Linked DNA regions of Homo sapiens: region 1 is linked to region 2. Evidence: chromatin loops called from intact Hi-C (ENCODE). Cell type or tissue: K562. All regions are shown on one strand. Each heading gives the region's core, and the rest is flanking DNA. Links, peaks and the distances in the headings are about the cores only. Region 1 overlaps RNF144A (ring finger protein 144A). Region 2 overlaps RSAD2 (radical S-adenosyl methionine domain containing 2).

The links. Peaks named below come from ENCODE experiments on the same cell type or tissue, not always from the same donor. Only the 100,000 strongest peaks of a DNase experiment are listed, where the experiment ranks them.
Region 1: a loop joins it to region 2, with 3 times the contacts of the local background. A loop is called at or near these places in 10 of 110 quality-filtered maps.

Annotation. Positions count from the first base shown.
Region 1 is chr2:7,001,928-7,014,108 of GRCh38, reverse strand. The region is part of intron 3 of RNF144A (ring finger protein 144A); the gene reads right to left. Among named protein-coding and RNA genes, the nearest start is that of GRASLND, 89 kb to the right of the region's middle. In K562, for the core only: a CTCF peak has its summit at 6,100; a DNase peak (open chromatin) is centred at 5,998.
Region 2 is chr2:6,888,372-6,900,386 of GRCh38, reverse strand. RSAD2 (radical S-adenosyl methionine domain containing 2) reads right to left here. Exons shown (of 6, transcript NM_080657.5): 4 at 10,062-10,211; 5 at 6,684-6,716; 6 at 2,148-4,609. The coding sequence ends at 4,445. Among named protein-coding and RNA genes, the nearest start is that of RSAD2, 17 kb to the right of the region's middle. In K562, for the core only: a CTCF peak has its summit at 3,032; a DNase peak (open chromatin) is centred at 6,346.

The DNA of each region.
Region 1 (12,181 bases), core at 1,642-9,641, 110 kb before region 2:
AGATGCAGGCACTGCATTAAATATTTTATCTCTCAGTCTTTCACTGAAGCCTTAGAGCATTTTTACAAGAAAGGTATGACTGTTCCATTTTTCATATGTGAAAACTGAGTCAGCAAAGGAGGAAGTTGCCAACTTACACAAATAGTACCCAGAGCCTCGATGTGAACCCAAGCTTGCTCAGACAAAATGCCCATGATCTCCCTGCTGAGAACCCAACTGTATTTGGCATTCCTCACTCAGGGTGCCTCACTTACCAGGCAATTACTCACTACCTACCTTACCTACTTGGGGGCACTGCTTAAAGCCTGAAGTAAGCAAAACAAGAAGAAGTGAAGGACATGAAGTAGAGTTAATATAAAAGATTCTGTGGTCTTCACTCCTGCTTTACAAAGTCTACTAGTCTTAGAAATCTAGTGTTTCCCTGAAAAGCATATTATAAACAGCAATGAGAAGAAACAATACGGCCTTTGCCAGCTAGGCTCACTACCAAGAGAAACTAGATGTAGAGCTTATATAAGAACTCAAAGAGCATAGAAAATGATGTAAAATCCTACAACGGCATCCCCAAATCAACTTTAATCACAGTCCCAGTATATTTAAAGTTCATATTAGCAACAATATATAATATTACAATACCATTATTAAAATATAATAGCAATTAATCAAGAAAAATTAATAAGCTATGTTTGCTGAGCTGACATCTCCCCGCAAAAACGTATAATCCATTTTATTACAAGAATGCATGATTATTACTAATGAATGGGTCTAAATGGAAATTCAACTGCAATTCCTTCTACCTCCATGTTTAGAACAAGCCTATTAATCTCTCTCTACCATCCTTATTTTCCTGATCTGCAATTTAGGGTGGTTTAACCTACCTCACAGTGGAGTTGTAAGAATATTAGGCAAGTGAAAAAGTATAGAAGAATACACAGAGAAGAGTATATGCTTGATATATAAAGAATAATTTGATCTAAACTGGTAATTCTCCCCATCCTAGCAAAATAGAATATTTCATTCATTGAAGACTCCAGATTGCAATTTCTTTAAAAAACAAAAATCAAGGCAATCCTCAGAAAGAGCCACTTCCCAAAGCTTTTCTCAAGAGCTGTAACTTCAAGTACAAATTACAATGTTGGTGGCTCCACACTGAACCCTGTGTTCCAGCCTGTGTTCTTTTGATCTGCCTGGGCTCTGATGATTGCAGTGGCCCTAAACTTAGGTTTTCACAGATCATCTACATTTTACCAACCTATGGTTTATGAAGACATTTCCCAGAGTAGTGAGTATGGACGACCCCAGGCTTGGAGTTCTACGTGAGACTCCAGATGGCAGAATTTTCAGAGATAAATTCATTAAAACCAATGCAAAGACTTCTTTCAGAACAAGGGAGAGGCAGATGATGAGCAAGAGAGGAGTCACACCCAGCCTCCAGCAGGGCTGCAGCCTGGTTCTGGGAACCATCCGCAGACGTGTTAAGTGGCAGTGGCGCTGCGGACTACTAGAGTGGTGAACCATTGTAACAATGAGCAGAACAGTTGGCAGATCAGTGGAACTTTCTGTTTATGATTGGGTGCCACATGACAAGGGAGAAAGATTGTAGGCTTCAGAGCCAGACAGGCTCAACCAATCCTTGTCCCTCAAGTCAGAGTTTGAGCAACAGCTCCCTTGACAATAAAACCAGAATGCCCATCTCCCTGCACTTGACAATAAAACCAGAAGGCCCATCTCCCTGCACTTGACAATAAAACCAGAAGGCCCATCTTCCTGCGCTGTTGTGACAGTAATCTATGAAAGCACCTGGCATAATTCCTGGTAGACAGCACCAGCTAAGTAAATAGTGGCTGTTGTCTCTTTTTTGTCTACTTACGTGATTTGTCTCTTACAGTTATAGGTATTTAAAAATCCCAAAACCTTAGCAACAAGATCATTATTTTACTTTCTATTATGAAGTTTGTCTAAATGGGGTCTCTGGAGGATACTGGAGTGCGTTAAACCAATATACGATGCTGAAGACTCTCAGGATATTGTGCGGATCAGTATATAATGATAAAACATGACGCATCCTAAGAAGCAAAATACAACAATTAAAAGTGGCATGAAGCGTACACCCATATGCAACAAGTAGTGAGTCATGTCTGGGTTTCAAAGCTACCCAAGAGTGAACATCATGTGTCATCAGGATGCAGCTATCTGTACAATCTGCAAAAGGATTATGTTCTGGGAATATCAATTTGTTCACTACATAAAGAGAGATGACGTTCCAAGCGCCTGACCTTGCATCCATCAAAAACAAGCCCAGCTTTCTTCCAGATATAAAGTGGGTCATGACTCACAAGCTATGGTTTTCATTCTAATTGCAAAAAGATGTCTTGAAATGAGCACAAAAATAGGTAAACAGAGAAACTTCTGTAAAATACACAGCCTAAAAGCAGATACTGACACATTTTCCTACTACTGCACTCATTATAGATAGCAGTAGACAAATGCTTTCTAAGTCCTAGATTCTACGTGAATTGCATTACCTATGTTAGCTCAGTAAACATGCACAAAAGTCATATGGCGTGTTACCATGCTCACATGACAGATGAGAAAACCAAGGCTCAGAGACATCAACAACAGCTCAATAGAAGCACTAGGGCTCAAACCCACATGTGGCTGATTCCAAGGCTGGTGAGGTTTTATGTTTGTCTGTTGTACATTTTTTGTATACTTACTCCTCAATTGAAAACTTTTACATGAGCCAGTTTAGAGATATAACATACAACATGAGGACTAACTTTAATACAATTGTATCATATCAGGGATTGTTAGTAAGTGAGTAGACTTTAGGTGCCCATCACCGTAAAAAGCAACTATGTGAGATGATGAATACGCTGAGCTGCTTCACTATATGACCATTTTATTATCTATATGTATCCCATAATACTATGTTATAAACCTCAAATATATACAATAAAATTTATTGTTTTTAAAAGAACACTTTCAAAATCAATCATTCAATACATATTTTCTGTTTACCTCATAAACTTTTTCTGTAGAACAAGGAATTGTATGTACTTTAAAGGGGCATAGTGTCAGTCAACCCCGAGAACCTCTCCTTTGTATGTTCATGTTCATGCTGCTGCAAATGCAATGATCCATTTGCAATGCTGCAAATGCTATTGAGACCCGCACAGCCCAGTGTAGGGGAAAGAGGCATGCACAGATCATCATCACAATGCACTGTGCTCCGTGCTCTCATGGGGCCACTTCAAGGGGGCAGGGAGGCTCTAATGGGCCACTACAGGGGTAGAGAGGAGGGGTCCCACCTGGGTGGGATCAGGGAAGGCTTCCCAGAGATGAAAAGTTGGCCAGAGGGTCAAAGGCATTGCAGGAAAAAAGGCATCAGCCACACAGAGGGAAGAAAGGGGGGTAAGCCACAGAATGTTCCAGGAATTTCATTTTCCACTTTGGTTTCCAACTCTTTGAAACCTGATGACGAGACAGCACTGCTGATTTGCTAATATACCTCCGGTGCGTCAGAAGTTTCCTGCCAAGGAGAAGTGGCCACAGAGAAATATCTGCCTCGCCTAAAACTACAGCGAGTCTGATTTTTGTCTGCTTTTTCACACGAAGGCCTGCTGGCTACTGATGATCCTAAAAGCAGGAGAAAATGCCCAGAAACTGTGCTCAAAGGTGCTTATCTGGGATCCACGATTTATTAACACAAACATTACACGCAGGCAGGTCCAAATTGAAGCAGCAAAAGCCCCATGAACAGTGGTTGGGAGCAAAGACCCTGGAATCACACACAAGGCTGCCTTGAAATTGTAGCTCACCCACTTAGCAGACATGTGGCTCTAGCATGGACCTTTCTCTCCCAGTGCCTCCACTTCCTAATACTGTGGGATAAGCTTGGCAGATAGAGGGACAATCACTCCACAGCTCCAGTACCCCGGAGACAGCGGTGCTCCGGAATATTGCTTACACGCTCCGCAAGGGTTTCTCTCAGCCTTTCTAGAGCCATCAATAATCCATGGTCTGTTTATGTTTCTCCTCTAGTAGATGGTGAATTCTTTGAAAACAAGAACTATTAATTATTTATCTTTCTATTCCCCATACCTAACAGAGTGCTGGCAAATAGCAAGGGATGAATCAAAGCCTTGCAGATAGAGGGTGAATGGAAGGACACAAAGATGAGTAGAACACACACAGAGTAGCCAGACACCTGGCAACAGGCATTCCTCTGAGCCCCAGCAGGAGGGCTGGAGCCCTGAGACAGAGGTGTGCTAGCTACACACCACCACCGCAGGGCCATACAAGCCGGGTCCTCAGCACAGGCTGGAGGGCTGTGGTTAAGGAGGCTGGAGGCACGACCTCCTGCACAGCCTTCCCTTCTGAGGACAGCCTCATGGGAATCCCCCTGGCAACTCTCACTGGATGGCCCTGGGAACCTGCAGCAAACTGCCCAGCAAGCTGCACAGTACATGTTCTGGCAAGGATCACTTTCCTCAAGGATGTAGGACTGTGACTTCACTCACAAGCTGAAGAGTTCAAATTATAAAGTTTGTTTTTATAAGGTTCTTGAAAAAAAAAAAGCCCCAGACTTTATGCGTAAAATAAACGCTCCCATCTATATGAGTTCTTGCTTCTGTCGAGCCTTTAGACCCGCCGCCTCCTGTGCTCTCACCACAGCCTTGGGTGGTGTGCAGGAGGCAGGCAGGCTCACAGTCAGCTGCTTCAGGTCATGATCGGCGTGCTGCTCCCCTGCATTACCTTTTTCCTAAGCTATCTAAGACTAAGTCCCTTCAGCTACAGAACAAGATGATCCTGCTTTGCAGGTGGCATCCTTGCTGGAAGGGTGGATTTTGCCCTATATAAAGTAAGGCCCCGGCAAATACTAGTTCTTCTTACCCCTTCAGTATCCTCCACCTACTTAACCTCATTCTACCTATGCACAATTTCCATCATCAGAGTCTTCCAGCCCGCATGCTGTGTATGGGTCTCCTGTCACCCATGTGGAGGGTGAGTGCACACCTCATCTCCTGCAGTGTAGATAAGGCCAGGGGTAATGCCTCTGTGGCCCTATGCGGCCCTCACACGGTGGCTGGTGACTGTAGATGCTCAGTGAAGATGTGGACGGAATGATTTTGTGTTAAACACTCTCTTTCAAGAACTCCAGGTGGGAAGTTAGCAGTAGCAAGCCTGTCACTTATCTGGGATTCTCAAGTCCATTCAGCAGCTAGCACTGAGCACCTGCTTTTGTGGGGTGGCATGCAGGGACCTGGGGTGGAGGCCAGGAGGATGCCCAGAGCCCCGGCTCCCTGGCCATTCAGAGGTCTCAGGAGCAAGGCACGACAGCAGGACTGGATGCGGAGGCTGTTTATTCCATCTCCTTATACGAGGAAGAGACCGCCCCTTCCAGTGTTGAGTTTGTCCAAGACAAACAGCAGTCAGGAGAAAGGGAAGCAGGCTCCACCAGAAGGGGTGTGCTCAGGAACAGCATCTGGCCCGGGGGGACAGGGAAGCATGGGGTGCAGTAGGCCAGGAGGCAGCAGCAGTGCTGAGTGGAGCGGCAGGGCTCACTCCTGCAGGCAGTGGAGAGTGCACCGTGTCGGGAGGGGGCCTGTGTCATCCACGGCTGCTTTATAAGAACCCACTCGGGGCAGGAAGGCCAGTGTGACCGGTCAGGCCTGCGGTTCTTAATCAGGGCACTGTGTCAGCAGAGCTTCAGGGAAGTGTTTGTGAGGGGACAGCTGGAGGGTAAGGGACTGGGCACAACCTGCAGCCGGGCCTGCAGCTACACTGCGGTCTACAAAAGCCACCAGAAGCTGGACGTTCCCGAGGAGGCCTGCACATGTGACCACGCACCCGCTGCCAAAAAGGAGGAAGGCCGCTCTTTGTTCTCACAGTTGCCTGTCCTGAGGTCTGGGCGGCAGCCAAAGAGGCAGTGATAGGCTCTGAAGACTGAGCCCGGGAAGCCAGAGACAGGGTGAGATGGGGGTGACAGCCAGGAAGATCTGGCTCTCTAGGGACGCCACTGGGCTTTTCCTCCCCCTCGCCAACCACAAGGGGAAGACACTGACGTGGAGACTGTGCTTTCCACTATACCACAGGGACTAGTGAACTGTCCAGCTGCCTTCCCCTCACCTCTGGAGGCAGTGCTGGGCTGGTGGAGAGGGAAGACTTCTGAGAGAATGCATGTTCCTTCCTTAGCAAGGAGCTCGCTCCTGCAGCCTCAGCTTCCAAACAAGCTGCAAGAGAAGCGGTGGTGTGGGCAGCGCGGCCCGTTTGTTCTATCTGTTCAATATGAAAACCCGGATTCACAGAGGAGCAAAAATGCATATTTCACCCAGCCACGGCTTCATCACGAAGACCTCCCAGGGGAACGGAACAGAGGCAGTGTGGTAGCAGGGTGTGCACACAGACAGCACCAACATCAGAGGCAGGAACAGGCAGGGACTCGGCCTGTCACTTCAACAAATATATATGCACTCCACACCAAGGCTGTGACATTGGGTGAAAGGCATATTGTGGCTTGGCAAGTGTACTATGTTGAGGGTGGTTAAAAGCTGAGGCAGGATGATCCCTGGGTCAGACTCTTAATGGAGGTGAAATGAGTGTGTCTGTGAAATCGAGTGTGTGCGAATTTAAGACCTGGACAGAAGGGGACACATGCACAGACGCGCTTGAGAGGCTGAGTGTGAGACAATGTGAGTAGGCGTGCAAATACTCAGAATGTCTAACAGCAGAGGGTTAAGTTGTAATCGTGTGACACTTTCTTAATTCAGCCTCTGTTGGGAAGATCTGAATTTTCCAGACAACTGAAGATCATTCTATCCCATCATGAAACCAAAAGTTTTATTTGTTTGCTCTTTACCCATTGTATAAGAAAGGGCTGGGGAGACTGATAGGGATCCTGCTGACATTGGGGCAGGGTTGAGGACGCTACCTGCTGTCGGTCCTAGACAGGCCTCCTGGAAGAAAGCACTGAGGAGGGTTTTGGGGTGAAGAGTCAAGTCCACAAAATGGGGAGAGGAAGTAGATCCCAAGGATCCTTGCCAGGTGGGAAGGGGCAGGGTTCTGAGGGGGTGGGAAGGCACTCTCTGACCTTAACTAGGGCAGGGTGTGCAAAGGCTTCCAGAGTGGCCCTTCATCCCTTGGCTCACTTTCTGAGCAAAGCCACTATCAGGAATCGGCATTTTCTCATGGACCCTTAATAGACATCAAATTTCTAGTGCAGAGACAGCCTACTTCAAGGTATAGGCCCATGCTTGTCACCAGGACCTGTGTTTTGGGAAGGGACACCTACCTCCTCAATGTCAGAGGGTGGAAGAAGGTAAGGAGCCCCACTTAAATAGACTGAGTGTCTATTTCAGAGAATACTGTTGGAATGGCAGGCCATGGACAGGGAAGGGAGGATGGGAGGCTTTGGGGAGGTGGCCATGGAGAGAGGACAGTGGCTGCCAGCCTGGTCCCAGAGGTCCCAGTGAGGGAGGGAGGCAGTGAAGGGGCTCGGGGTTGGGGTACCAGGACCCACCTGTGAAGACCAGCAAGGGTTGGGGTAGCGGGGCCACAACTCTCCTCTGAGGCCAGTACGGGCATCGGAGGCAGGAGTCACAGGGCCCTTACCCTCTCCTGCCCTGACATTGAGGAGGCAGGTGTCCCTTCCCAAAACACAGGTCCTGGTGACACACCTGTCAGTGTCCCAGGAGCATTTTGCAGCACAGGCTGAGATCTTCTGGCCTGCCACTTATCCTGTGTCATCAGGTTACAAACTGTCATTTCTTGTTAACTGTGTAGAGAATTGTTCATCCTCCGCATTTTAGTTTTTCATACTCTTGATTAGGAAAAATACACATCAAGTTAGAAAAAGTTATAACTACAGCATCCCTGGGCTCTGAGTGAAGTCCTCTGCCAAGATTAATGTGCAGGAACTCCGACAACTCCAGACCCTCGTCAAGCTGTTCTGCTTCATGGAGGTTCTGGGCTACATTCTGGGTAACAGAGATTGTTGGGATCCGGGCTTTAGACTGGGACAGAGCATAGCTGTCATGATTTCAGGGGCAACACGAGGAAAAAATGCTTTTCATTAAAGGAATGATGCCACCGAGAAAAACACTTTGAATGTGTGTGTAAATTAGGGTATGTGCAATTCTCTAACAGCACTTCAGTTCATCAATACCACAAGTTAAAAAAAAAAAAAAAAGAGTGGCAGATATGCAAGGAGCAGGTGCACCCAAGTCAGGCTTTCCAGCAAGCACCTCACTCCAGGGCAGGCCCCTTCATGTCTCTGAGCTGCAGCGTCCTCTCATGAGATGGAGAATCCTGCCTATTTCACAGGTTTTTATGAGAAGTGAGATGAAGCAATAAGCTAAAGTTTTAGAAGGACTCTAAGAGCCATGGATAAAAATGAAGACAACTCTGGTTGTAGCCTGTGAGTTGTCAGCAGGGAATCTGAGGGGTACGGGTGCTGGTCTTAAGACAAAGGAGGTCAGGAAGCTGTTCTGTGTTCTGGGAACACGGAACAGACTTGCAGAGGCAGCTCTTTACTTTGCAGGCATCTTGGCAGCTGGAAACTGCCAGCTTGGCAGTTGGAAGCTTCGCTCTTTGCAACAGCCCTGGAACTCATCCTTTGCACCCTAAAGTCATCCCACCCTCCAAGTCAGCCTTCTCCCCATCGAAAAACCAAGACTAAAAGGAGGCCCTCTGCTTAGGAGAGGCAACTCTGATGGCTGGATTCACGCATCTCTGAACCTCTCAGACCCCAGAAGAGAGGCCTGGGAAGCCCACCGATGGTCCTCGGAACCCCAGGAGCCAGCCTGCAGAGCAGACATGATCAGACAGCCTCCTAGTGCCTAAACTCCATACTGAAAGAGCAAGCTTGGCTTCAACCATTCTGCATATACTAGGCTTTCATGTAGACTTTCATTTGAACAGAGGGACCTTCAGCTGAAGAACACTTTGAAAACTATTTCCCACCATTCACTCTTACCAGGGCAGGCCAATATCACAGTGTAAGATATTTAGTTTCTTCTTAATCTGACGACGCTATGATTTCTTAGATACATCTCACAGAAAATGCAGAGATAAAACCATAGCAGCAGCAGTTATAATTGTAAAAATAAGACTAGAAAGAGAACCACCTCACTCTTACCTGCCTTAAGCCACTTGGAACTCAAGTATGTAATGTGTGAGCATCAACATTTTTTTTGGAGGGCCATTATGTGCCAACATTTATGAAAAAGCAGAACATAAGAAAACCCCTTCTCTTCAAAAGCTCCTTTAGAGGAAGTTATAGATCAGGGAACACAACCGCCACACAGTATGTGAAATGCTATTGTAAGTTTAAGCTCCAGATGTTTGAAGAGCTGAGAAACGTCGAAGTCCTGTAGTTTAGGATGGCTCAGTATGGGAAATTGAGAAAGGGGGAGGAGCATCCGCAATGGAGCTAGGAAGCTGGGGAAAAAGGCAGAAAAAGGCAAAAGAAAAGGCAGGGACCAGATGATGTCAGGCATTTTCACTCAGGAAGGCGCTTCCTGTACAGGATAAGTTTCAAATCAAGAATGCAGTCGCAGGTTTGCCCTCTTGGAAGGGACACCCTGAACTTCTTTCAGGAAATTCCTCTGCCCATCTTGGCCATCTGATCTGGTGGACTGGATCCTAGAGTCGGGCCAGACTCTAAGCCAGTTACTAGATCCCATCTTAAGGACCCAGAAGTAGGATCAGATAGGGTGGTGCAGCCAATAGAGCTGGAAGGTTATTTGCTGGGGAAGGAAGTCTCTGTTTTATCTACAGGAGTTACTGAAAGAGACCTTCTCTTTCCCCACTTATGGACAGGGGAGTAAGTGACATCTGCAGCCACCACCATTTTGCTACCACAGTGAGGAGACCCTGGATGGAGATGAAAGCAAAAGAGGCCTCTGCCTGGTTTGAGCTGCATAGAGTTGTGGGGTCCACACAGGCCGCAGGAAGAATCTGAGTGCACACGCAAAGGCAGTGGCAGTGGGACAGCAAGTGACAAAGTCCATGTAACTCACAGTTCAGAGACCAAAGAGTCCCACCTTTCTTTCAGAGATGAGAAAGCAAGAGGAGAGAGGGAAGTTAAAGGACTTGCCCAAGGTTCCCCATTCATTAGTTTGGGAGCTAATCTGAGAACCAGCGACACTCATGGTTTTCCAGTTGATTGCCTGCTCTACCATAACTTGTGGTCCCCACACAATAGCCAAACAATGGCTACTAATGGAAACAAAGCGTGCAGAAAAGTGGGGATCATAAGAAAATGCATGCCCCCTTTAGATCCCAACCTTGATAACCCAAGGAAGGCCCAGAGTGGCCACATGGCAGGTGGCAAAGCATGCTGCCCTCTCGCAGGCTTTGCTCACATACAGCTAGTCTGGAGCCCTCTAGTCCTTGCCAGTTACAGTCATGAGTTGTCCAAGAAGAGAATACATTCTGAACAATGTATCCTTAGAGGATTCTGTCACTGTGCAAACATTATAGAATGTAGTAACATATACCTAGGTGGCATAGCCTACTACACACCTAGGCTAGCTGGCACAGCCTATTGCTCTGGGCTACAAACCTGTACAGGGTGCTGTGCCACTGTACTGAATACCGTAGGCAATTACAAGTATTTTCGCATATTAACGACAATACTAAGTATTTGCACATCTAAATTTCTAAACATAGAAGAGGTTTAAAATATGCTATAAAAGATGTAAAAAATCATATACTTATACAGGGCGCTTACCATGAATAGAGCTCACAGGACTGGGAGCTACTCCGGGTGAGTGAGTGGTGAGTGAATGTGAAGGCCCAGCCATTACTGCTGCTACAGACTTTATAAACACTCTATACTTCAGCTACACTCAATTCAGATAAAAACTCCATTCTTCAATAAGTTAACCTTAGCTTCCTGTAACTTTTTTACTTTGTAAACTTTTTCATTTTCTCAACTTTTTTATTCTCATAACATTTAGCCTAAAATACGAACACAGCTGTACAAATATATATATGTGTATATATACGTACAAATATATACATAGTACAAATACATGTGTGTGTATATATGTATTTAATATCCTTATTCTGTAAGCTTTACTCTATTTGTAAATTTTTTTATTTTTTTTAAACTTTTTTTGTTAAAAACTAAGACACAAACACATTAGCCTAGACCTACACAGGGTCAGGATCATCCATGTCACTGGCTTCCACCTCCACATCTTCTCCCACTAGAAGTTCTTCAGGGGCAGTAACACCATGGAGCTGTCATCTCATATGAGATTAACAACAATGCCTTCTTCTGATGCCTCCTAAAGGACCTGCCTCAGGCTGTTCCACACCTCTCTTATTTTTTCATAAGTAGTAGTACACTCTAAAATAACGATAAAAAAGTACAGAATAGTAAATACTAGGCAGAATGCATTTTTCAGCTCCTGTAATCTTATGGGATCACCATTATATATATGGTCTATCATTAGCAAAACATGGTGATGAGGCGCATGACTGTATGTCTCTGCTGAGCTTTAGACTAGTAGAAACCTTAGCAAAGTCCTCTCAATCTGGACCCATCATGCCCCAACACCCTCTTTCCTTCGCTGGTCCCACCATGGTGGCTCTATCCGTTCATGCTTTCTCAAGGAAATAGTTCAAATGCCCCTGAAGCCTTCCTGAGTACTTCTGGCAGAATTCACTGTTCTCTCTGTGCTGTAACCCACTATCCACACTGCAAATCTAGCCCTTCAAGCCCCAAATGATCGCAGCCCACACCTGCATCTAATGCTGAGCAAGGGATCAGAGGGGGCAGGGATTATGTCTTACCTACGTACCCAGGGCATCTGGCACAAGCCAGGTGTTCAAAAATGTTTGAAAAATTAAATAAATATCCGCTATGTGCACAAAAAAGCACCCACTATGTGCAGTACACATAATGCAAAGGGACATAAAGACGTGCAAAGGAAGACCATGCCCCAAATCAGCTTAATTTCTAGGTGAGGAAATGCCACTTATTTCCTAATATGTTACACAATCAGAAGCTTAGGGTTTACACGTAGCTTTTCTGCAGCATACCAGGTCAATGATCTTGCAAATATATAGGAAAAAAAGGAAATAATATCGTATTACTTATCACCAGGCATGCTACTGCTCAATACTTTATACCCATTGCCCCATTTAATTTGTTCATGAGGTTGATCAT
Region 2 (12,015 bases), core at 1-8,000:
CTATATCCATCAAGCTACCATCGACTTTCTTCACAGAATTGGGAAAAACTACTTTAAATTTTATTTGGAACCAAAAAAGAGCCCATAGAGCCAAGACAATCCTAAGCAAAAAGAACAAAGCTGGAGGCATCACGCGACCTGACTTCAAACTAGAGTACAAGGCTACAGTAACCAAAACAGTATGGTACTGGTACCAAAACAGATATATAGACCAATGGAACAGAACAGAGGCCTCAGAAATCATGCCACACATCTACAACCATCTGATCTTTGAGAAACCTGACAAAAATAAGCAATGGGGAAAGGATTTCCTATTTAATAAATTGTGTTGGGAAAACTGGCTAGCCATATGCAGAAAACTGAAATTGGACCCCTTCCTTACACCTTATACAAAAATTTATTCAAGATGGATTAAAGACTTAAACGTAAGACATAAAATCATAAAAACCCTAGAACAAAACCTAGGCAATACCACTCAGGACATAGGCATGGGCAAAGACTTCATGACTAAAACACCAAAAGCAATGGCAACAAAAGCCAAAATTGACAAATGGGATCTAACTAAACTAAAGAGCTTCTGCACAGCAAAAGAAACTTTCATCAGAGTGAACAAGCAACCTATGGAATGGGAGAAAATTTTTGCAATTTAGCCACCTGACAAAGGGCTAATACCCAGAATCTACAAGGAACTTAAACAAATTTACAAGAAAAAAACAAACAAACCCATCCAAAAGTGGGCAAAGGATATAAACAGACACTTCTCAGAAGAAGACATTTATGTGGCCAACAAACATATGAAAAAAAGGTCAACAACACTGGTCATTAGAGAAATCAAATCAAATCAAAACCACAATGAGAAATACCATCTCACGCCTGTTAGAATGGTAATCATTAAAAAGTCAGGACATGACAGATGTTGGAGAGGATGTGGAGAAACAGGAATGCTTTTATATTGTTGGTGGGATTGTAAATTAGTTCAACCATTGTGGAAGACATTGTGGTGATTCCTCAAGGATCTAGAACCAGAAATACCATTTGACTCAGCAATCCCATTACTGGGTATATACCCAAAGGATTATAAATCATTCTACTATAAACACACATGCACACGTATGTTTATTGCAGTGCTGTTCACAAATAGCAAAGACTTGGAACCAACCCAAATGCCCATGAATGATAGACTGGATAAAAACAATGTGGCACATATACACCATGGAATACTATCCAGCCATAAAAAAGGATGCGTTCATGTCCTTTTCAGGGACATGGATGAAGCTGGAAACCATCATTCTCAGCAAACTGACACGAGAATAGAAAACCAAACAATGCATGTTCTCACTCATAAGTGGGAGTTGAACAATGAGAACACATGGACACAGGGAGGGGAACATCACACACTGGGGCCTGTTGGGGGGTGGGGGGTTAGGGGAGGGATAGCATTAGGAGAAATATCTAATATAGATGACGGGTTGATGGGTGCAGCAAACCACCATGGCACGTGTATACCTATGTAACAAACCTGCACGTTCTGCGCATGTATCCCAGAACTTAAAGTATAATACACATACACATACACACACATATATATATGCTATAGAAATTACTTTGACATATACAATGGTTTGCTACTTTCATTATTCTCCACTATTCATTGTGTAGAGTGTATATATTCATAATTGATAAATTCAAATGTGCATAAATTTAAAATTTTTATGTAACTAGACTTATTTTCTATCTCCAGGCTCCAGTTCTAGTTAACGTAAGAAACAATATTGTCACTTCTAGACAAACATGGTCAAATAAAATTTTGGATTAAAAAAAGAAAGAATTAAATGCAACATAAAATATCTTCCCTTAACACATAAGATACCTCCGTGAAATTGTTCCTTGCTTTCCCAATTAAATGTGTTTTACAAAACTAACACTCACATTTAAAACTGAAAACATAAAGCAAAACACTATATAGGCTGAATTTGAATTTACTCTAATGTTAGAAGTCCTTATTTCTCCCCTTTAAGAGAAATTAACATTTGAATATTTTAAACATTAAGGCCTTGCAAATCCTGACAGTGCATTAGGTGGTGGTGGTGGGGGTGGGGGTGGTGTGGGCGTGGCCTGTGAATAATGGTGGATAAAACAGCTGAAAATGTATTTAACATAGCTTATAGTTTTATTTCACTTTACATTACATTCCTCTTTGGGGAAAGAAAAATACAGTTTCCCTCAGCTAGAAAAAAATTCATTCCAACTCAGAAGATTCAAACTTCAAATTCAGATTTGGTTTCAAATAACACTGATTGAATACCTGCTGTATATCAAACAGTGTCCTTGGGCTTTCACATATGTGACCTTTCTTAGTTGAACTCTCTTGCTTTTTTTTTTTTTTTTTTTTGAGACGGAGTCTTGCTCTGTCATCCAGGCTGGAGTGCAGTGGCGCTATCTTGGCTCTGTAACCTCTGCCTTCAGGGTTCAAGCAATCCTCCTGCCTCAGCCTCTTGAGTAGCTGGAATTACAAGTGTACGCCACCATGCCTGGCTAATTTTTGTATTTTTAGTGGAGACGGGGTTTCACCATGTTGGCCAGGCTGTTCTCGAACTCCTGACCTCGTGATCCACCCACATTGTCCTCCCAAGTGCTGGGATTACAGGCGTGAGCCACTGTGCCATGAGGATTAGTAAAGTGCACTCATGTTAAGTAAAAAATTTGTTTTATGTTTATGCTGATTATATGAAGGTCATCATAGCTTAGACACAATCAAAACCCATGGGGAACATCTTTAGAATTCATTTTTCTCTTTTCTTACAAAAAAAGTAAATAGGTAAAATGGAAAATAGAAGACAACCTATCCTATCCTGGATGAGACACACACATATTTAAATTGAATTATAGACTTAAAATTTAAGTAGGAATATTTTTTTTCCTGAGAAACAAAGTCACAAAAACCAAAACTTTCAGAATCACCAAGTCTTGAAAATAGATTATGAAGCAGACTTTTTGGATGGTGCTTAATGACATCAGGCGACATTTAAATGCCACCTAGTGAGGAACACTGAAATTGCAGCTAAATTAAAATGACCTTTTATTTGCCTGGACAACAAAAATTTTCCATGATTTTGCTTTTTTGAAACAATGATAAGAAATTTTTTTTTAGGCAATAAGATACTAAGTTGTATCAACAAACTGCATGGGATATTTCCACAAGGAGAGGATTTTGTTCCCTGATCTAGTTTACGTGACATTTTCCCTTATGCTTGCTTTCTCTGAGCTGACTCTTCTTAAACTGACCTAGATGGTACCCTATTTCAACTGACTCAGAGTTCATTCAAAAATATGATATGGTGACTTGGCTTCACTGACATGAAATCCAGGCACTCTCTCTACTCTTGCTCACATTCTTCCTTGCCCAAGGTTCCAGCGTGATTTTAGGATATCTTATGCCAACCCAGTGTGCCGTCACTTCTCAGAGATGTAGGGCCAACCAGCTACTCAACTACACTCCTATTCTTTTGCTTGACAGCCTCATGTGGCCAGATGATAGGCGAACAAAGCAATGCAAGCACTGCCTCCATGTCAACTCCATCATCAAATGGAAAGCGTATCTTTGTTTTGCTCAGGATCTTTGAAGAGAAAGGGACACAACAGGTACCACACACATAGGTAGCCAGCATTCATGGAACAGCCACCGTGGGCTGGGCTGCACCACACCGTCTTTCCATGTGTTATCTCTTTCTAGAGACTTCTTGAAAATTGGTAGGATTATCATATCATATGTTCTTGGAAACATCTGTTGACTATTTCTGTACATCACAGTAAAAAGTACAAGACTGCAATGGCATAAAGGCAAAAAAAAAAAAGCATTATAACCAGCAGAAATAATTGAGGCAGATACTTTGTAATGTCTCAGATGTGAAAACTGGTTATCTGGATATTTGGCAAAAAATACTGACTCTGTCAAATGAACAAACCTGGAACAAGAAATAGTTTCAAAATGGAAATATAGAAATCGCAGTAAACATTGTTTTAAAAAATCAAATCCAAATTAAATTTTGCCCCCACAGATATCACTAGAGCTTATTTCTTACAAACGCATCATTGAGCTAAATGTCAGGTCCTGTGTATAGGGGCCTTATCTAAGCATTTTTGGGGTCATTATTCCTGTGTGTATTCCTTCTTTTTAGCTAAAACAAACTCAAAAACAGAAGTGCTGTTTCAATAACAACAAGGTTATAAGCCAATGAAGTAAAGTTAATGGTTTTCCATTGTCTCAGGATTTGCTATCCAAGTTATTCGTGTGTTCAGTGACCACAGGTAATCAGATGCCACGTGCAGCAGAAAATCAGGTTTTCAGCCACTGGGAAATACCAACGGGATAGTATTGCAGACAATGGCAGTTACTCTAGGAGTTTTCCCACTGGTGTGTTGAAGTCTCGTTCCACTTTCCGCTCTACCAATCCAGCTTCAGATCAGCCTTACTCCATATGTATTTTCCTCCTCGCTTCAGAAACATCTTTTCATCAAATCCACTGAATTTTATAGCTTCTTCTACACCAACATCCAGGATGGACTTGGAAGGGTCCTTCCGTCCCTTTCTACAGTTCAGAAAGCGCATCTAGAAAATTCATAACAGAAACTGGTATATTTCCATGTGATGAATCCTGTAAAACTCAATCTAGACTATTAATCCCAAATAGCTTTTGATATTCCAGTCATGTCGACAGGTATCTTTTGAAATCTGTGGCTGATATTGAACCCCTTGGACCCCATCTCTCTACTCAACCAGCTCATGGTCTGGTGGAAGAGGCTGGGCTAAGTACAGTAGACACCTAAGCGCACAATAAACAGAATGATATGCGCCCCGCATGGGCAGATGTAGTTCCACTGGGGGAAGGGGTAATCAGGAGAGGCTTGCCCCAAATGCTAACATCTGAATTATGTGTTGAGATTTTAAATTGGAGGGAATGGTATCATAAAAGCACAGAAGTGTGATATAGCATGATGTACTGGGGAAATGGAGGTAGACGGTGTTTCTGGAATAGTAATGATGTGCATGCATCCGTGCATGCATGCATATATGTAAATATTAATAAAGGCTTGTTTTGAGAAACGGAGAGAGGATGAAAAGAAAGGTGCTGCTGAGGCAGGCAGGTGCCAGATCAAGAGGAGTCTTCCATGGCAGGTGCCAGATCAAGAAGAGTCTTCCATGACCTGCGAAGGCTCTTTGTTTTAATCTTATTCCATCCATTTTCATTTGTTTTAGTCTGTCCTATTCTACTCTGTAGGCAGAAACGATTTCTTCACACTCCTTACGACCTACACTGAGTGTTTCATAGGAGCTCAAGTAATACTTATTGAAGCAAAATGTTATTCAATTGGTAAAAGCAAATTTTGGTTCAACGATGTGTTTTCCAAATATGTGGAGACCAGTGAGTTTGTTGAGGGATGCTGGTCAAAATCACTAGACAATCATAATAATTTCCACTCCAAAAATAAATTGTTTGAATTTTCCTCTCTACCTTGGACCCAGAAACTAAATGTTTTCCTTATCACCTTTTCCCTTATGCTCTATTAAGAAAGCTTATATTGTTAAGAAATGAAATGGGTATAAACAATGATTGGTTAACTTGAAAATAACAAAATACCAGCTGGACATGGGGGCCCACACCTGGAATCCCAGCATCTGGGGAGGCCCAAGTGTTAGAGGCCAGCATGGGCAACATGGCAAAATCCAATCTCTACAAAAAATACATAAAAATCTAGCTGGGTGTGGTAGTGCACATCTGTAGTACCAGCTACCTGGGAGGCTGAGGCAGAAGGATCACCTGAGCCCAGGTGGCTGAGGCTGCAGTGAGCCAAGATTGTGCCATTGCCCTCTAGCCTGGGTGACAGGAAAACCTATCTCAGAAAAAAAAAGAAAAGAAAGAAAGAAAAGCAAACATCAAAAGTGACAGTAAGTATTTCTCCAAAAAACAAATCCAATTTAAATATGGAATTCAAGGTTGTTGGAGCTCATTTCTTTAAAATATGTCTTCAAATGGAATTATTTGTCCTTTGCTAGGAAGAGTGGCAATGGTTATAGATCTAGAAAAAAAAAGACAGAGGAAAGGGGAAAGTGATTTGTTTTTCAGTTTTGAGAAGGGTAGGTTTCCCTCTTCCTTTGGAAGGCAGTGGGGGTAGGAATAATATCAGTGGTGTTTGGAGCAGAAACATAAGCCTCTCCTTAGGAAAGCCAAGGTTTATCAATCAGAAGACAAGCTGGCTGTGCCTGGTTTGTCCAAGATAATGAGAAGAGTGATATGGCCTTCCTTCAAAGTAGGCTGGATGCCCTATCTCAGGAGAGCCTCCAGCCCAGGACTACATAACAGATGACTCTGTTGTGTGTGATAACGGGTTCAATGTGACATCCACGGATGCATAGTTACATGGCAGACAATATCATATGGTGCTCAGTGCAAATCAGTGCTGGGACCTGGGTTGAAGCTTATTCTGTTCCAGTGTTTAGCTCCACATTTGACCCTGTGAAGTGAGGGCTCTGGCATAATCATAATCACTGACTATCAAACTGTGAAGTGCTAATTAAGAAGGACAAATAGGTACTAGATAGTTATGCTCATGGAACTCAACTCTGCCATTACTGCTAATTAATTAATTAAGTTTTAATTTTATAACTCATTGGAAATACTCACATATTCATCCAGAATAAGGTAGGAGTCTTTCATCTGCAAAGGAGAAGTTAATACAAATTTAGTTTCAGGTGCATTTCTCAGTATGTGAGCTCAATTGTCCACCTGTAGTGTTTGCATTGTATTGTTTTGGATCCAGCATTTCTCATTTCCCTTGAGTTGCCTTTGGCATGGCCCTCACAAGACAAGGCTCTGTTTGTGTGCATTCGGTTTTCAACAGATCACAGCAGGCCTGGATTCTCTGCTCTTTGCTGAAAAGGTCACACATCAGAACCTTCATCCTGAAGGCTTCCCTGACATTGAACCCCAAGGCAATTTCCCCAACCCTTCACACTTTGGGAGAGCCCTTTTCTTCTTTACATGATATTTCTGATGACTGTGTCCACCATGTATCTAATTTCTCCCTTTTCAATGTATAAAGCAGAACTCTCTTGAATGCTATTTTTTTGGAGCTAAAGGGTCGATTTACCTGAGGATTTTATTATTACCCTAACATTACTTACAAACAGTTATGACTTCTATAGGTATATAGAAGCTGTACCTGCACTGTTGATGGGAAGGTATTCCTTCTATACCTATTCTTGTAGATAGGGGTCTGTAAAATGTTTTCTGTAAAGGGCCAGATAGCAAATATTTTCTGCTTAGCAGGCCACACAGTCTGTCACAACTAATCAACTGTGCTTTGCAGCCCAAAATCCACCACAGATGATACATAAGAAAAATAGCTTGGCTGAGCTCCACTGAAACTTAATTTATGGACCCAGAAAACCAGCTTTTATATAATGTTCACAGGGCACAAATACGATTCTTGTTTTGATGTTTTCCCTCATCAAGTCTTAACTTGCATCCTGTACTACAACAGGTGGCAGGCCAGACCCATCCCTGGGGCCAGCATTTGCCAACTCCTAGGAAGGGATGGGAGCAGACCTGCTATTGAATGTCTAGTGGGGTACCAGTAGCATCAGCATCATCTGGGAACTAGTTCAAGGTGCAGAGTGGTGGGCCAACCTCAGACCCACTGAGTAGAGGTCTGCCCTTTCACAAGATCCCAGGTGATTTGATGAAGTTTGAAACAAACTGGCTAAAAGGTTTGTGGGCTTTGGGGTCATCAAAATTCAGATTTTGCCCCTGATACAAGTCAGGTAAATGAGTACCTACCACTCGGCCTCTTGATGTATACAATGGGGATGATACAACCTGGCTCATGAAGCATTAGTGAAAATGGCAATGAGTCAAAGGGTTAACAGTCCCTCTTACAAAGGAGGTACTCAACCAAATTTTCTTTGATGTCATATTAACTATTAAGATGGAGTTTTAAAAAATTAAATAAAATAGTGCATAGAGGAAAACCTCCTCTACCCCCTTTCTCTTCTTTTTGATGGTCATCCTGTCCTTCATTCTGAGATTTTCTTGTTCATGTTCACTTCAACATTACCTTTTAAACTTGAACCATTTACCTAGAGCCTCAGAAGTCTAAAGCATAAGGAATGAATGTCTGCTCTTTGAGTTCCTAGCATTACTTAAACATATGGGGTAGAGATTTTCCTGTATATGTATTTTTGGATGGCAGATGGAGAAGCTGTTTTTAAAATAATAAAACTAATACTTAAGTTACAAAATTTTAAAGTTCAAAAAGTTATAAAGGTGAATAAAACTACTTATAATTCCACTACTCCAAGATAACCAAAGGAATATGTAGAGATACTTTTTTTTACACATCAGGATTAAACTTCAAATTAATTTTGCATACTGTTTTTTATCTGTACCTACTATTATATTATCAGAATTTCTCCTTGTCACTTAAAAATTTTTGGAATATGCTTGTTAGTCAGTGTAACATTTCATTCTGTGAACCTACAGACTTACTCATTCTCTGTATGCTGAATGACAGGCTATCTTTATTTTTTTTTGGTATTATTCTTTTTGTTTGTTTGTTTGTTTGAGACAGAGTCTCGCTCTGTCGCCCAGGCTGGACTGCAGTGAGCGATCTCCGCTCATTGCAAGCTCCGCCTCCCGGGTTCACACCATTCTCCTGCCTCAGCCTCTCGAGTAGCTGGGACTACAGGCGCCCGCAACCACGCCCGGCTAATTTTTTGTATTTTCAGTAGAGATGGGGTTTCACTGTGTTAGCCAGGATGGTCTCGATTTCCTGACCTCGTGATCCGCCCATCTCAGCCCCCCAAAGTGCTGGGATTACAGGCGTGAGCCACCGCGCCCGGCCGGTATTATTCTTAATACTGCAGTAACATATCTTTACATAAGTACTTCTCTAGTTCTGTGAATATTTCTCTTGTTTTAAGGTAGAATTTCTAAATTCAAATATGGGCTATTTTAAAGGTTATAAAGTTAGCAATTCGTTTTCTAGGAAAGTTGCAATAATTTATACTCTTGCTAACAATATGAACTTGCCTCTCTTACTGCAACTTTATGCTTCATATTTTATTTTGTATTTCCTTGAATATAGACAATATCAAATACTCTTAAAATGTTTATTCACCATTTGTTTTTTTTCTGTAAATTATCTATTTATGCCCATTGGATGTTTTGCTTTTTTTGGTGTTCATAGATTCTTATTGATTTAAATAACTTTATATATAATACTTTATTTTATACAATTCAGTATATCATGTTAACATATTTCACTTTTAATTTTATGATATGTGTGACATATTTTTAATTTTATGGATTCAATTATACTATCATAATTTTTTTAAAGTTTGTATCTTTCATTAATAAGGAGGTTCCTTATTAATGGATTTTTTTTCCTGTAGCTTCTGAGAACACATTTTTAGATACCCGGCTTCTAGTTATACCTGAAGCTCCACAGTGTAGACATGTTTTGGCCAACCTTGTTTTATCGGTGTATGAAATTTGTGCTAATAGGATGGATCCAATTGTCATTACATTAGAAAACTAAATGGGAAACATTTCTTCTACATTCTGTGCAACATAACAAAATTATACATAGAGATTATTCAACTAAATAAAGTGATAATGTTGATATCAACAGAGTGGCGTTCGTTAGTTCTTTCTATGTTTAGGGGTTATGTCATGCATGTATGACACATAGGGACATTATACTTATATGAATCATATAGCAAGAATATCTACATGAATCTATATACAGTTGTATCATCTGCAAAGTACCACTCTATCCATCGTGGATAGAGAAACTGAAGCTCTCTAAAGACCCTGCAGCTGGGAGGTGGCAGAGTCAATGGCAGCCCTCAGCCCTATCTGCCCTGACATGGCATTCCTCCCATTTCTCACCACCGAACCCTCTAAAATAACAATGTGTGGGGTCCTTGGCTGAGAGACTTCCCTTTTGGGAATCAATCTGAATGTATGATGACAAAGAAAACAACTTTTGCTTTATACAACCTTCTGGTTAGATTCAGGCACCAAGCAGGACACTTCTTTGTGGCGCTCCAAGAATCTTTCAAATTCTTCATCACCAATAACAAATCTTTCTGCTTCTCTTAGAGCATCTTCTCCACAATTCTCACCCTCAATTAAGAGGCACTGGAACACCTGAAAGGCAATGGTAGTGTTTGCTTTGCAGAGAGCTTTCCATCGTGTTTTCCCCCAAACCTCACTCCCCCTTTTCAAGCTTCATCTCTTCTGAGCAAAGAGACTCTACGAGCTGAGGAACATTCTAGAAAGATATTACTTTGGGGAAATGAAAGCTAGCCCTGAAATTTAGGAATATGGTGTCAGAAGCACAAACATTATTAAAATATAAACTTTCAAAAACTTGTCTAGATTATGTTTGATTGAGTCATAAATTTTCAGACAACAAAATAATAGGTACTTATTGAAAAAATATAAACTATAAAAGAGCATAAAAATAAATCATGTGTAATCCCATAACCCAGAAAAACACATTTTAAAAACATTGTTTTCTCTGCTGATTTTTAATATATTCTTATGAAGGCCTCTAGCATATGTCTGTTTTTCATGTAAGACCTAAGAACAGTTTTTCAAAATCATTAATATTCTCTTTCAACAGTCTTTTAAGTAAACAAATGTGTGTGTAAGAGTGTGGACAGTGTATTATTCTATACATACTACCATCATTTGAAAATAAAAGTCAGTCCTAGAAAAGGCAAGAAGTGAAGAGACTTGCCCAAGGTGACAAAGGGTGACAGCCAACCCAACACAGAGGCAGGACAAACCCAGATCTAAAGGGTTTCCATGGAAAGGATGATTCTACACAGAATTTCACTAATATCATCGTCTGAACCACTCAGATGCCACTATAGTCAGATGAGAAGAAATTGTCAACACTTCATGTTGCCTTTTTTGCTCACTCTTTATTTTTCCTCTTCTTTTTTGCTTCTCGGTCTTTTGATATCTGCCTCCACTGGCCCCTGGTCATAGGATAATTTTGCTATTTGCTTTCATGGTGTCTTCCTTAATAGACTGTGAGCATCTTGGGAGGGGTTGTCACCCATCCTCATGCCCCATCCAGGCTCAGGGTAAGGAGAGGCCTGGCAGGGAGGGAGTGCCCTTCCATGTAGGTTTGAATCATGAGCAGACTTGACTATCAAAGAAGACATACAGCACAGGCATTTTTTTCCAGGGACTTTGACTCCAGAATCAGCCAGCTAGACTGGAAGGGCTTCTGCAGGAGAAAAGCAAGCCGTAGGAGCTGGAAGGGGAACAATATTGAGGGTGTGGGATTGGGCATGGGGGAGTAGAAGGAGCCCTCTCCTCCCATGCTGCTGGAGCAAGCCTACAGGTCACAACAAAGCCTCCCAGTGAGTAATCACGCATGCTCATTGCTGTTGTCCCGGGGACACGGCTGGTGACACCTTCCAGCCCACAGCCTCACAGTGGAGGAGGCAGCCTCAGGAAACTAGGTTCTGAGTGCAATGTAAGATTGGACTAAGAACAGGCACCTGTTCCAGAAGCATCAATTTACATCAATTGGAAGCCTGCATACATCAATAATCTGGTTTTCCAAACAGGCAGAAACTAGCCTTCCACCAAAAGAGTCAGGATCTTGATGGCAAATCTACAGTGAATCAGATGAATGGAAGCCAGTGTGGGAGTCAAAATATCTGAGAGAAAGGCCATGAGATAGGAGAAAACCAAGCTGTGGGGAAAAAATATTTACACATCTGAAAAAAGGACACCAAAAGAGAACAATGAGGAAGACAGTAACAGGAAACATAGGGAAGACGAGAGAGGTGGGTACAGGAGAGGGGCAGGCAGGAAAGTCAACATGTCTAAGGCAGCTTAGCCCTCCAGCTGGAGCCTCTGCCTTCCTGGTGGATCATGTCCCTGTTTTTCCTATCAGACCTCTCTCTTTAGCTTTTCTCCAGTTCCTTCT